Regions from separate parts of the Homo sapiens genome. Here regions 1 and 2 are each linked to region 3. The links are chromatin contacts, found by Hi-C or POLR2A ChIA-PET in ENCODE. All regions are on one chromosome and are shown on one strand. Each heading gives the region's core, a stretch centred on a gene start or an enhancer-like site at or near the end of the contact. The rest is flanking DNA. Distances are from core to core; before and after follow the strand shown. Region 1 overlaps TP63 (tumor protein p63). Region 2 has its middle 67 kb from the start of TP63. Region 3 holds the start of TP63 (tumor protein p63).

Region 1 (3,738 bases), core at 907-3,406, 79 kb after region 3:
AAGGGAAGCACGTGCAAGGGTGCTTTTAAGAGTAGACTGGGCAGGGTCTTGAACCCCTAAACCCACCTGGAACTCAAAGACACAGATTTCATTCATTAATTCTGTCACTATCCACTATTCTACTAGAATCTATAATGAACATCGCCTAAACTGCTAAAAAAAATAATATGCGAAGGAAGACTTTCATTTTTTATAATACTTAAAATAGGATTACTCCTCTTAGACTTCTTTATACCCATACATTGCTTCACGGCTCAGAGACATTGCTGGAACACGAGAGTTAAGAGCCTTTACGTTGTGTTCAAGAAATTTTAGAGTGTCAGTTTGTTTTTTCACAGTTTCCACCAAAAGCAATCCTCTTACATACCTAGAATATATTTTACTGTGGTATATCTCAGTATTATCCCCATATAGTTAGTTAGATTCATCCTTGTTTGCTGTTTTATTTCATCATCTCACTTTTAATCCATTATCTTATGGTACATTATTTTTCTTGTACATCATGAAAATGTACACTGCAGCTGAAATATGAATTTTTGTATGTAATTATTGCTCAGCTTTTTTGAGAACAAGGAAGATACAATATGAAATAAATTACTACTTTTCCCTTTTGGTATGATTTTAAATTTGCTTTTAGAACAAATTATTATGATGGTTTTCTATTCTGAATCTAAATAGCCTTTTTTTCCATAAGAGTTGAATTAATAAATTTGTTATAGCTTTGCTTCATGGAACTTTAACAAACATCAAGGTTATATTTCTGTCTAATCCCTTCATCATTCTGTTGTCCTATTTATGATTTTTTTCTTTTATTTTTCCACTATGGAGCCCACAGTCTGAAACCGAAGCATACTATTACAACTTTGTCTTCATTTTTATTTTAAATTTGTCTTATTTAAGACAGCTTTATGTTATTTATTCTTAATGGAAAATGCACTGAGGAGAACTTTTTTTATTTGCTTTTTTAAAGAATTACAATTGTGCCACTGTACTCCAGCCTGGGCAACAGAGCAAGACTCCGTCTCAAAAAATAATAATAATAAAAAAGAATTACAGGTGCTTTTTACATTTATGCTGTCCTCAATAAATGTTCTTCAGATCATTTGTCCTGTTCTCTGATTTATAATTCCTAAGAGGACACTTTAGGAGGCATACATGGGAGGCAATGTAATATGGATAAGCTACAGTTAGGGATGATATAACTCAGGATTGTAGTTTTCCTTTGAAGGTGGGTCATACAACTTAACCTTTGCTCACTTTTTCTCCATCCATAAGATGGACATGCATTACCTTGTTTATACTTTTTAGGAATATTTTATAAATGAATAAACATATTTATCAATAAATGCTTTGAGTTATTTAAAGACACTGTAACCATATCATTTACTTAGTAATAGCAAAAATAGGGGGTTGTGTAATGTCAAGTACTTATTTGAATTTGTTATGTTTTCAAAAATGGTCCATGTTTCACTAGACTTAGACTATACTATTAAATCATAGAAGTCTGTGTATATGTTAGGGAAAGGCGTGGGGAGAGAAAAGGAAAAGAGAAAACATACCTTCACTGTGTCCCTTGTAAGTATAGTTTGTCAGGTAACCCTCCTAACAGGCCTAGGGGATAGATATTATTACCTCCCTGTTGTAGAGGAGAAAAATATAGCTGAAAGAGGCAAAATAACTTGCCTGAACTTATAATCAATATGTGACTGAGCTAGGATTTGAACTCAGCTACAAAACTCAGCTTTACAGGTCACCACTCAGTTTCTCAGCTTTCAGATTCCTGCTTTGGAAACATGTTAGCAATTAAAATAGAAAAGGGCAGGGATAATTTAATTAAAATACTTAATTTATAATGTTAGCCAAATAGATTTTTTTTTTAGCTTCCCTCAATATTTCCATTACTGCTTTAGTTGCAGTTTTGGATTATTTCTTATTTTATCTTGCTGATTTGTCCAACTCTAGTTCCTGGACTCACAAAAATATACTTGCTAAAGATGCGTTAAAGTGCATGACCTATACTGCAATTTCTCTACATAGTTATTTATGTGCTTAAAATGGCCATCTTGGAGAGTGCCTGAAGGTTGAGCTAGAGGAGGGTGATGGAAGGAGGGGTGATTCAACAGAGTCAGGGAAATTCCAGATGACATGGGTTGCCAGATTTCCTGCTGGCCTTTCACTGCCAAACTCCACCTCCTGCTCTTCTTACACAGCTGTGTGCTTCATTAAATAGTGATGTCTACAAATCACAGCAGTGTTAAAAAATGCAGAGCAGGGGGAATTCCTGTGCACTGACTGCTGCCAAGTTCCTAGAGTTTTAACAGCACACTCATCAAACTGCCTCTCTCTTCTCCAAAAACTATAAATAAGTTCAATATCAAGAGTGTTTTCATCAATTATAATGCCTCTCTGTTCTCTTGGAGAGTTGGGAATAGTATATAGACACATTGGTTACAGTGCCCATGTCTAAGGCAATATGGTAGGGGTCATCTGTTGTCAGAGATAAGACTTTTGACCTTGATGTTGCCACTGTTCTTCCAGTTGAGCCAGGAACCATTACTTAATCATTTACAGCATAGATTTTCCCATCTACAATTTGCTTTTCAGAAACCAGCCTTGTGGAATTTAGGCCAAGAACCTGGTTGCTACTGCTCAGAGTAGGTATAGGAGAGGTATGCATTTAATTCAACAATTCCTCTTGAGGGTTTCTGTGTACAAGGTCCTGTGCTGGGTGAGGTTCTACCTCATCTTTAGCAAGTATATTTTTGTGTTTACAATGACAACATTAGTAAGACAAGGCTGCTAATACATTCATAGTACCCGTGTGAGGTGAGTGCTGATGAGTGGTCCACTAGAGTTGTTAAAAAGTGCCACAGGAACGTGGGGAAAAAAATAGAAATTTTACCTGGAGGATTGGAGACATTTCAAGGAGGAAGTAACATTGGCTCCAGGCTTTAAAGAAGAGAGGGGTTTAATAGATAAATCTGGAAGTACTCCAGATAGAGGGAAGAATGCAAACAAACGGGTAGAGAACGGAGAAATTCAGTGAATTGTCAGAATAGTGTCTTGCCTTGTGTTGTAGCAGTACCATAATGACTGACAGCCTACAGTACTCTGACAATTTAAAAAATATAACCTGTTTTCTTTCATGTGGGTATAATGTCTCCAGTTAGGCCTATCCACTTTTTATGATCTTATACCAGCTGGATCCTTACACTGATGTATGGGCTTGAGCAAAGAATATAAGGCGGAGATAGGTAGGCTGATGGAACTTCCGTGATAGGAAGCTGTCATGTTGGTTTGGTGGATGGACAGAGGAAGAGCAAAAGCATGAAGGAGAAAAGTGGAAGAAGTGTGGAGGCCACTTGAAGAAAAGTAGTAGCTAAATGGTAGGCAGGACTCGAGTCAACTTTCTTCTGGAAAGTTTCAGGACTGAATCTGGAAAAGGAAAACACAGAACAATTAAAATTGATGTGCATTTATTGAGCACATACCTTGCACAAACACTACAATAGGCACCGTGGTAGACACTGAGATACAATAATGCATTTCCCTGTCCTCACTTACGAGGACAGGAAACAGACACGTAAACAACTAACTACTGCACAAGGTAGAATTCAGTCACAGAGGTCAGTTTGTCACAGAAATATGGAAGAAGACATTTTTGATTGGAGAGGAATAAGAAAGTTTTCTGAAATATTCTGAGGTAAGAAGTGAAGATTAGCTAGGTTATTAATAAGT
Region 2 (4,152 bases), core at 107-2,606, 67 kb before region 3:
GGCCCTGAACTGTAAACAGTGAAGAATATTTTAGTCGCATTTCCATAGCTAGTCACTACCTAGGAGAGTCTCTTCAAATAAGGCAATACCTGACTTTGAAAATGGTGGTTTTTCTAGCTTTAGTTTTTCAGTTGCAGCAGGAACTCTGTTACCTAAGTTAAAATACCAAAGGCAGAAACTATGTGAATAAAATTGATAGATTTGCCACGTTAAAAAGCGGTGCTTCTATAGTACGGAAAACATCATTAACGAAGTTTAAAAACTAAAGATTAATAGGAAAACATGTTCAATAACTATTTCAAAGGATTGTTGGCTTTAAAGTATAATTTTTACACTTCTGTAAGAAAACAATAATACCATGAAGAATAAACAGGCCAAAGTCATGAACAGAAATTTCACAAGGAAATTCAAATGGCAAAAAAAAATACAATAATAACCTCACCAGTAATCAAAACAATTAAAATTAAAATAAGATACATTCACTTTTAAATTTAAAGATTTTTAAATGATTATCTGGGAGAATGTATTGTGGGGAAATACAGGGACTCTCAAATAATTCGATAGGAGTGAACTTGCACCCACTTTCTGGAGGACTTTTTGGCAGGACCCTTCTTGTCTCTTGACCTCACAGTTCTACTTTAATAATTCATTTAAAGGTAATATTTAAATACATGTGGAAAGATGTAGCTAAAAAAATATTTATCACAGCTTTGTTTATAATAAATTTTTAAAAATAACTTACATGTCTAATAAGAATGAATCAGTTATTTACACAGATACAGAATCCTAAGCAACTGTAACAATTATTTAATGAAATATTATTAACTGTCATGGAATGACTTTAATGATATATAATTGTGGAATGAAAACAGCAGATGTAAAACTATGTATAACATGATCTCACACTTGATATAAATATGATTTTATATATACAATTATTTGTGTATATGTTACATACATACATATACACATAATGCATAAGATCTTAAAGGATATACACCAAAATGTTAATTGAGCTTTTGTTTCAGGTGGTTTTATTTTCTTCTTCGATTCTTTTCTTATTTGTATTTAATTGTTCTACATTGAGCATACGTTACTCGTACAATAGAATTTAAAAACCCATCCCTACACTATCTCAGCACTTTATGAGTTTCATAATCAGGTGATTCAAGGACTTGTTAGTACTCAGATTCTTGGGAATTGCAGCTGTCCTGCCTAGAGATGCAATTGGACGTAGCTCAGCAGGATAAGTACAACCTACAAGGGCACTCCTGGAAGGAGGAGAATTCCCTGTGTTTGCATTTTTTTCTGGCTACACAAATGCTGTGCTGACTTAACAGCCCACAGGTGGCTGTTCTCTTCTGCCTCGGTGTGGAAATGGAAAGAGAGACTGACTAATTTTACTGAATCATTTTACTAGTTATGTGACTGTGGGTTTGGTTACCCACAGGCATTTCTGCTGCAATTGGTTAGCCTGGGGGAAGTTTTATTTTAACATGTTCACAGAGGCTTTTCCTGTCCAAGTGAATGGTTGTGAATGACAGCGAGGGAGACTACACCCTCTCACGTATATCCATATACAAGGATTGGGACAGCCTGACCTTCTGGGATTATATCCTTTTTTTGGCATCTCTGGGTAAAAGGCCTTAGGCTTCTAACTTCAATGTTGGAATTTTGACTACAGGGCAATGTCTCATATTTCAAGCATCTCTGTAGCCTACCCTTTACAACTATCCTGAAGAGACCTCTATCCATCTGCCACAAAAAAGACCTAACACCGAGGTTGCTTCTGGAGTTAAGAGCCTGGAGTTTGCTGCCTAAGACTATGGGAAGGCTACTTCCGCACTTAAATGTGAAGTGACCCTTGGTAGGATCTGTGTTCAGTATCCCCATCATTTCTTCAGTTGAATCTATTGACAAAGGCATCATTAAAAGCAATCAACTTACATTTCATTTTGATGACCTTGTAAACAAAAAATAAAATCCTAAGCCCCCACCATCTGAACAGGCCCCCTCTTGGCCAAGGGATTCCAGAAAAACCTAAAAACTGAGTTTCCAGCCATGACCCATGATGGGACAGGAGGTCAAACATACTCTGTTAACCCCTCTCCTTTTTGCAGTTTAGACATAACTGACCAGCATTAATGTTAAAATAGAGACCACAAGACTGACAGAACAGACTCTTTATGACAATAGACTATCAAATTATAAACAGGACCTAAGGCCATGCCATGCAAGAGTTAAGTCACATGCCTGCACTAAAGAATAAACTGTGTTCTAACCATGCCACAAGGCTTTTCTTTAGCATCTAAACAAGCACTGGTCTTGAAAGAAGCAATATTAAGACAATTTTCAGCTCACCACCATACACTCACTGACCTCACTGTTTTACCTGCCATAATTATAGCTTTGATTGGACAAGTGACTGATTTCAGTAACTTTCTTCTGATAAGAAGACCACTGACCATGGACTGGCTCTGGTTGGTTTACAGAGGCTGTGCACTGACTGGAATTCCTTGTGTCCTGAAAAGACCTTTAGATGGATAGGGACTAATTATAATACATTTAAATATTGTCCCTACTCCAAGGTGAACTTTCTTCTTTCTTTCTTTCTTTCTCTTTCTTTCTCTTTTCTTTCTTTCTTTCTTTTTCTGTCTTTCTCTCTTTCTTCTTTCTCTCCCTCCCTCCCTCCCTCCTTCCTTTCTTCCTTCCTTCCTTCCTTCCTTCTTTCTTTCTCTTTCTTTCTTTGTTCTATATATGAACGTGGGTCATATGTAACATGCATGTTTGTTCAATACACATGCGTCCGGACCACCTTCATGAATATTCACCTCCTCTCGTAACCTGTTGAATATGTATGTTTAGCCAATGCACTCAGCATAAAGCTCCTACCCAATCTCGTTTGAAGGGCCTGTGCTTCTCAGCCTGCAGGATGACCACTTTGAAGGATGTAACCTTTTTATTAAAAAATAAAGTTTCCTATTCTAAATTTATAATTTTATAATTTTTTTTCAAAGTTAGCAACCTATACTGGACTTCAAAAATATGCCAAGAGCGGTGCTAGATGCTGAGAATAGAAAAATAAGTTAGACAAAGCCCTGAACTCTAGTGATATACAGTCCACAAGAGAATTTGCATGAAAAAATATGGCTTGTCCATAAAGTCTGGAAACATAAGCATATATGCCTAATAATATATGCATGTCAAGAATGTCGCCAATATATAAAACTGATAAGGTAATATCATGTATGTCCCCAGACTTTATAGATAGCCTGTTGAACATAAAATAATAAGTAATATGGTGACTATAGTCAGATCTTAGATTCCAGTGAATAATTAATTCTTCCAGGTAAAGGTAGTTTTAAAGAGGAACAGACCCTCATCCTGTTTGAGGATAGAGGTCACAAGAACTTCTCAAGAAGTGAAGATGCAGTGTATTGTTTTCTGGGATTGGCTGGGGTACTGAAAACTAAACAAAGAGATAGTGGCAAAAGTTTTCTTCCATTCATGACCATTCTTTCAGCAGCCAGATGTTTGACAACCATCATATTGATACTGGTAGAAACACATATTCAGAGAGTGGGCAGGGCAGTTAACAGGGGTGGTAGCTTGTCATTTTGTCATATCAGAGATGTGGCTGCTTGATAGTCTGTAGTGACTTCCTACAATTTTCCAATGCTACAAAATTAATCATAAACTTCTCAACCTACAGGGTCTCACACAGTACCTTAAATAGTCCCCTGCAGGTCTGGGCTAGGTGGGAGGGTTTCCGTAGTCAATATTCTTGACCCTGAGATTTGAAGGCTTGGTGCAGTCAAAGTTAATGAGGATCAAAGCCCACGTAGAGTCCAGGGGTAGAAACTGGGAGAGAAGCCTCACTCACCTGGCATCACCTAGAAGCTTGTTAGAAATGCAGACTCTTTGCCCCACCCCATGCCTAATGAATCCAAATCTGCACTGTAACAAGATCCCCAGATGATTTATGTAATACTGGTCTGCAGACCGGACTTTGAGTAGCAAAGATTTAAACTGCTATTTCTCTAACTTGGATGTATATTGAAATTAACTGGGGAGTTTTAGGAAACACTGATCTCTGATCTCTGCTGCATATTTGCAGATATTCTTGTCCAAAAACCAAAGGGCAGAAGATAG
Region 3 (3,736 bases), core at 804-3,303:
AACGCGCTGCTACACTCAGTCTGGGTGACAGTGCAAGAAGCTGTCTCAAAAATAATAAATAAATAAAAATAACTTTTAAAAAACAAAAATTAATTAAATTTTAAAGACACAACACACTAGAGATGTTTGCAAATTGATTATTTGGGAGTCTATATCCCTGGAAGTTAATTTAAAATATTTAGAAGAGTTCTTCCTCATTTCCTAGAGACGTCGAATTGTAAATATCAGAGCTAGAAGGAACACTAGGGCTCGCCACTCCAAAGTGTGGTCCAAGGACCAGCAGCATCAAGTAACCTGGGAACGTGTTAGAAATGCAGAGTCTTAGGCCTCACCCCAGACCTACTGAACCAGAATCTGCATTAACAAGATTTCTAGGTGCCTCACGGGCACATTAAAACTTGAGAAGCTCTGCACTAGAAATCTTCACTCCACCTTTCATTATAAATGGAATCACTTGGCTGTGGTCACAGGAAATTGATTATTTTTAATTTCAGAACCTTCTATTTAGGTCATCTATATTTGCTAATAGCAGGGAAGAAAGCCAAACTCTTTAACTGCAATTAACAAATCTATAATTAATTAGTTAAGCAATCTTCCCTTTAAGTTTTACATTTTGTGGAGCAAGCTGTTTGATTTGGCTGGGGCTCAGGCTGGCCTGTTTGTGAATTTCACAATTCACAGATGTTAGCCGCTCTCGGGCTAAGTAAAGGAAGAGAATGTCAAGTTTTAAATAGCTTCTCCCTTCCATCCTGGCTGAAGCAACAAATAAAATATTTTTATGAAACACATTTTGAGTTAGATTTACTTACAGGGAAATGTCAAATTTCTCTGAAAGGGCTTTAGATTGTCTCACAACTTTGACATCTACTGATGTCACCTATTTACAGGTGTGTCCTGTGACTAGGGGGTGAAGGGAAGATGTGAACTCACCATGTTAGTGACCGTTAGATACACAGAGTGGTTTTTTTTCCCCCTGTTGGAGTCTATCCTAACTGAGCTTCTGAATCATATTTCATTCAATTTCCAAATCCACAAAACCAGGATAAGTTTACAGCCCATATTCAGAAAGGAAATAAATTATTTTGTGTGTAGACTTTCCTGATATTACACTGATTTGGGAATATATGAACAATTTTATGGTTTCCTTTCGAAGTAGGTCAAGTCAAAGCAAAACCAAAAACAGCAAAAACTGTAAGACATAAAGAATAGAGTGGAGCCGACTGAGAGATTAAAATAAACTAGAATATTTTTATTAACAGGCAATTTGAAATAATTTGTGCACTTCAGAATATTCTACAATAATATATTATTTCCAATTTTAATATCTTTAAGAAAATTACTATATTATATGTAAGTACATGTGCATGTGTTTGAGGTAGGATATTTAACTCAATAAAGGTTATTTTCTTTTATTCGGGTCAGGCAAAGCTTCTAAGGGGATGTGAAAGGGATATCTCTTTCTCTTAGCTGAGAGGAAGAGTGAGTTCTAAGTTAAATATAATCAAGGAATTTCCCTGTCTTTGCTATTTGAGATTGTGACCACAACAGGCGGTTGGCTGAAAGGGAAACTGAAGGGCGGGGAGGGAGGGAAATAGATGAAAAAACAAAACAAAACAAAACTTCCCTAAGCAGCTCTACAAAACATTTTAGCCCCAGAAATAGTCACAGAAATCCTCAAATCAAACCAGTATCCAGATACAAGGAAGTGTTATGTAGCTGGAGCAGGGTGGACACTCATCAGCTCAGTTCAGTTACAAAAGTCCAGGCTGCTGAAATTAAACTCTGATGCCATTCATGCCAGCATCCAATCACGACAGAGATCAGAAGTTCAGAGATGCCTCCAGCTCCAAATTGCCAACAACAAGTGTGGCTACTATACGTCAAGGACTCTGAAGCCGTGAGAGAGGGGGAAGAACAACAGTAGAGAGGATGCCCAGCTGGTAAGAATCGAGTGTTTATGAAGTTTTAGTCAATTGATGAATCTCATTGGCTAAAATCAAGAAACGCTCCGCCTCTTTGCAAATATGTATGAAGGAGAGAAGTGCCTAAACTTCTATGTCTGATAGCATTTGACCCTATTGCTTTTAGCCTCCCGGCTTTATATCTATATATACACAGGTATATGTGTATATTTTATATAATTGTTCTCCGTTCGTTGATATCAAAGACAGTTGAAGGAAATGAATTTTGAAACTTCACGGTGTGCCACCCTACAGTACTGCCCTGACCCTTACATCCAGCGGTGAGTTTGAATGTGACATAACTTCTCTCAAAACTTAATTGAAGTGCCTTGTGTATTATGAATGTGTCAGCTGTGTACAAAGAACAATTCCTCCTTGTTTAGTCAGCACAGTGATATTATTTTGGACTTTCTGTGGACTTAAAGTGGTCTGTGGACATATTTTCTGAATGTCTTTTTTGGTTGATATTTGGATCTACAAAGTGAAAAAATTTGAAGCGAATCTTCCCATTTAAAAAAAATTATCACGCCATTTAAGAATGTTTAAAATATATTATTTGCCTTGTTCAGCACCTACTCACTCAATAAGAAATTTCACTGGGCAGGGATATAATAATGTATGGATAATCTTCAAGTCAAAATAAACACCAAATAATTTTGATTTATACATTAAGAAATAGATAACTAGCCATTGTTGTACCAAACAGATTGTGGCTTGTCATTGCATTTTATAAGGAATATTTTTTGGTATGTTTGATAATGAAAATCTTTTGACAAATCTGACTTTTAAAGCTTGTGATTGTAGTAAATTTTATTTAGAAACATTTGCCTAGTACTAAGAGAGAATATTAGTGAGGGTGCACAATTGTGTATGTGCTTCAAATTAGACTTTGCTATTTTTAAACTGGTAAATGAAATCTGAACAGTGTTTTTCCAGTCATAAAGTTATGGGAGATATTCAAGTCATATGTAGCAATGTGATGTTAGTTTAACAGCATGAGATTTCGTACTTTATTTTATAAGACTAATGAGAGAGGTCCTTTGCGTGTTGAAAATGGTGAGGTTACAAAGGGTTAACTTGCCATTTACCACCTGTGTCTGTTGGAGCTTGATACTAGAAGCAGATTCTGCTCTCTCTGGGCAGGACTCACTTACTGTAGACTAGTAGAGTGTGAAAGATTTGTGATCTTCCTTTAACGTGATTTGCTACAACGTAGAACACTAATGTGAGCTATGTAGATTGTTTCTCTTCCTGTGAGGTTTCTGGTGGGTTGTGCGAAAAGGCAGAAGAGAAAGAGCAAGGCAGAAAGATAAATAGAATAAAGGAGATAAAAAGAAAAGGGTGAAAAAAGAGAGAGGGGAAGCAAGTTTGGGGTCTCCAAGGTTTCAGTGGAATTTGTTGGTGGTGGCTTGATTCGTGTCTTGCTGTTTACCACAAACAACAATATTAGCACAAATAAATGGCTCTAGGATTTATGTTCTTGTATAATGTGAAAATTAGATCTAGCTGCAGTTGAGGATTGGGTTGATTAAAAAGAAAAACACCAAAGATTTTCTGGTTCTCAAAATTGTTTCTAATCTCAAAATTATCTATTCCATTAAACATCTTTGGAAATAATAGTTCTAAGAAGATAATTGTGATGAAATAGTAACTGTGTAATGCTACTCTTGAGGGCATCTCTCCTAAACTAGGTACTTGGAACCAGGGAAGCTTTAGAAGAAACTTCCTTCTATTGACTAATAACCCACACTTCAATCCTGCATACATACCTCTCT

What was found. A loop is a pair of places that touch in the nucleus more often than their neighbours do. ChIA-PET counts read pairs that join two places held with the same protein, here RNA polymerase II (POLR2A). Pooled maps may share reads with other maps.
Region 1: a pooled map shows a loop between it and region 3 (2.6-fold over the local background). The contact joins the enhancer-like site here to the promoter of TP63 in region 3. A Hi-C loop is called at or near these places in 1 of 168 maps with a recorded cell type or tissue (GM12878), 3 of 37 single-sample maps with no recorded cell type and 5 of 50 pooled maps. POLR2A ChIA-PET finds 5 or more read pairs at or near these places in 1 of 52 experiments (activated B cell).
Region 2: a map of GM12878 shows a loop between it and region 3 (2.1-fold over the local background). The contact joins the enhancer-like site here to the promoter of TP63 in region 3. A Hi-C loop is called at or near these places in 1 of 168 maps with a recorded cell type or tissue (GM12878), 29 of 37 single-sample maps with no recorded cell type and 10 of 50 pooled maps. POLR2A ChIA-PET finds 5 or more read pairs at or near these places in 2 of 52 experiments (MCF 10A and T-cell).

The regions. Positions count from the first base shown.
Region 1 is chr3:189,708,620-189,712,357 of GRCh38, forward strand. The region is part of intron 1 of TP63 (tumor protein p63); the gene reads left to right. Among named protein-coding and RNA genes, the nearest start is that of TP63, 79 kb to the left of the region's middle. Within about 2 kb of position 2,157, at least 5 of the 41 ENCODE cell types and tissues checked have a DNase peak (open chromatin) inside an H3K27ac peak, as active enhancers do; they include GM12878, where a contact is called at or near this core.
Region 2 is chr3:189,562,640-189,566,791 of GRCh38, forward strand. No RefSeq gene overlaps it. Among named protein-coding and RNA genes, the nearest start is that of TP63, 67 kb to the right of the region's middle. Within about 2 kb of position 1,357, at least 3 of the 41 ENCODE cell types and tissues checked have a DNase peak (open chromatin) inside an H3K27ac peak, as active enhancers do; they include GM12878, where a contact is called at or near this core.
Region 3 is chr3:189,629,336-189,633,071 of GRCh38, forward strand. TP63 (tumor protein p63) reads left to right here and starts at 2,054. Exons shown (of 14, transcript NM_003722.5): 1 at 2,054-2,242. The coding sequence starts at 2,181. RefSeq lists a promoter at 1,369-2,178 and a cis regulatory region at 1,571-1,581.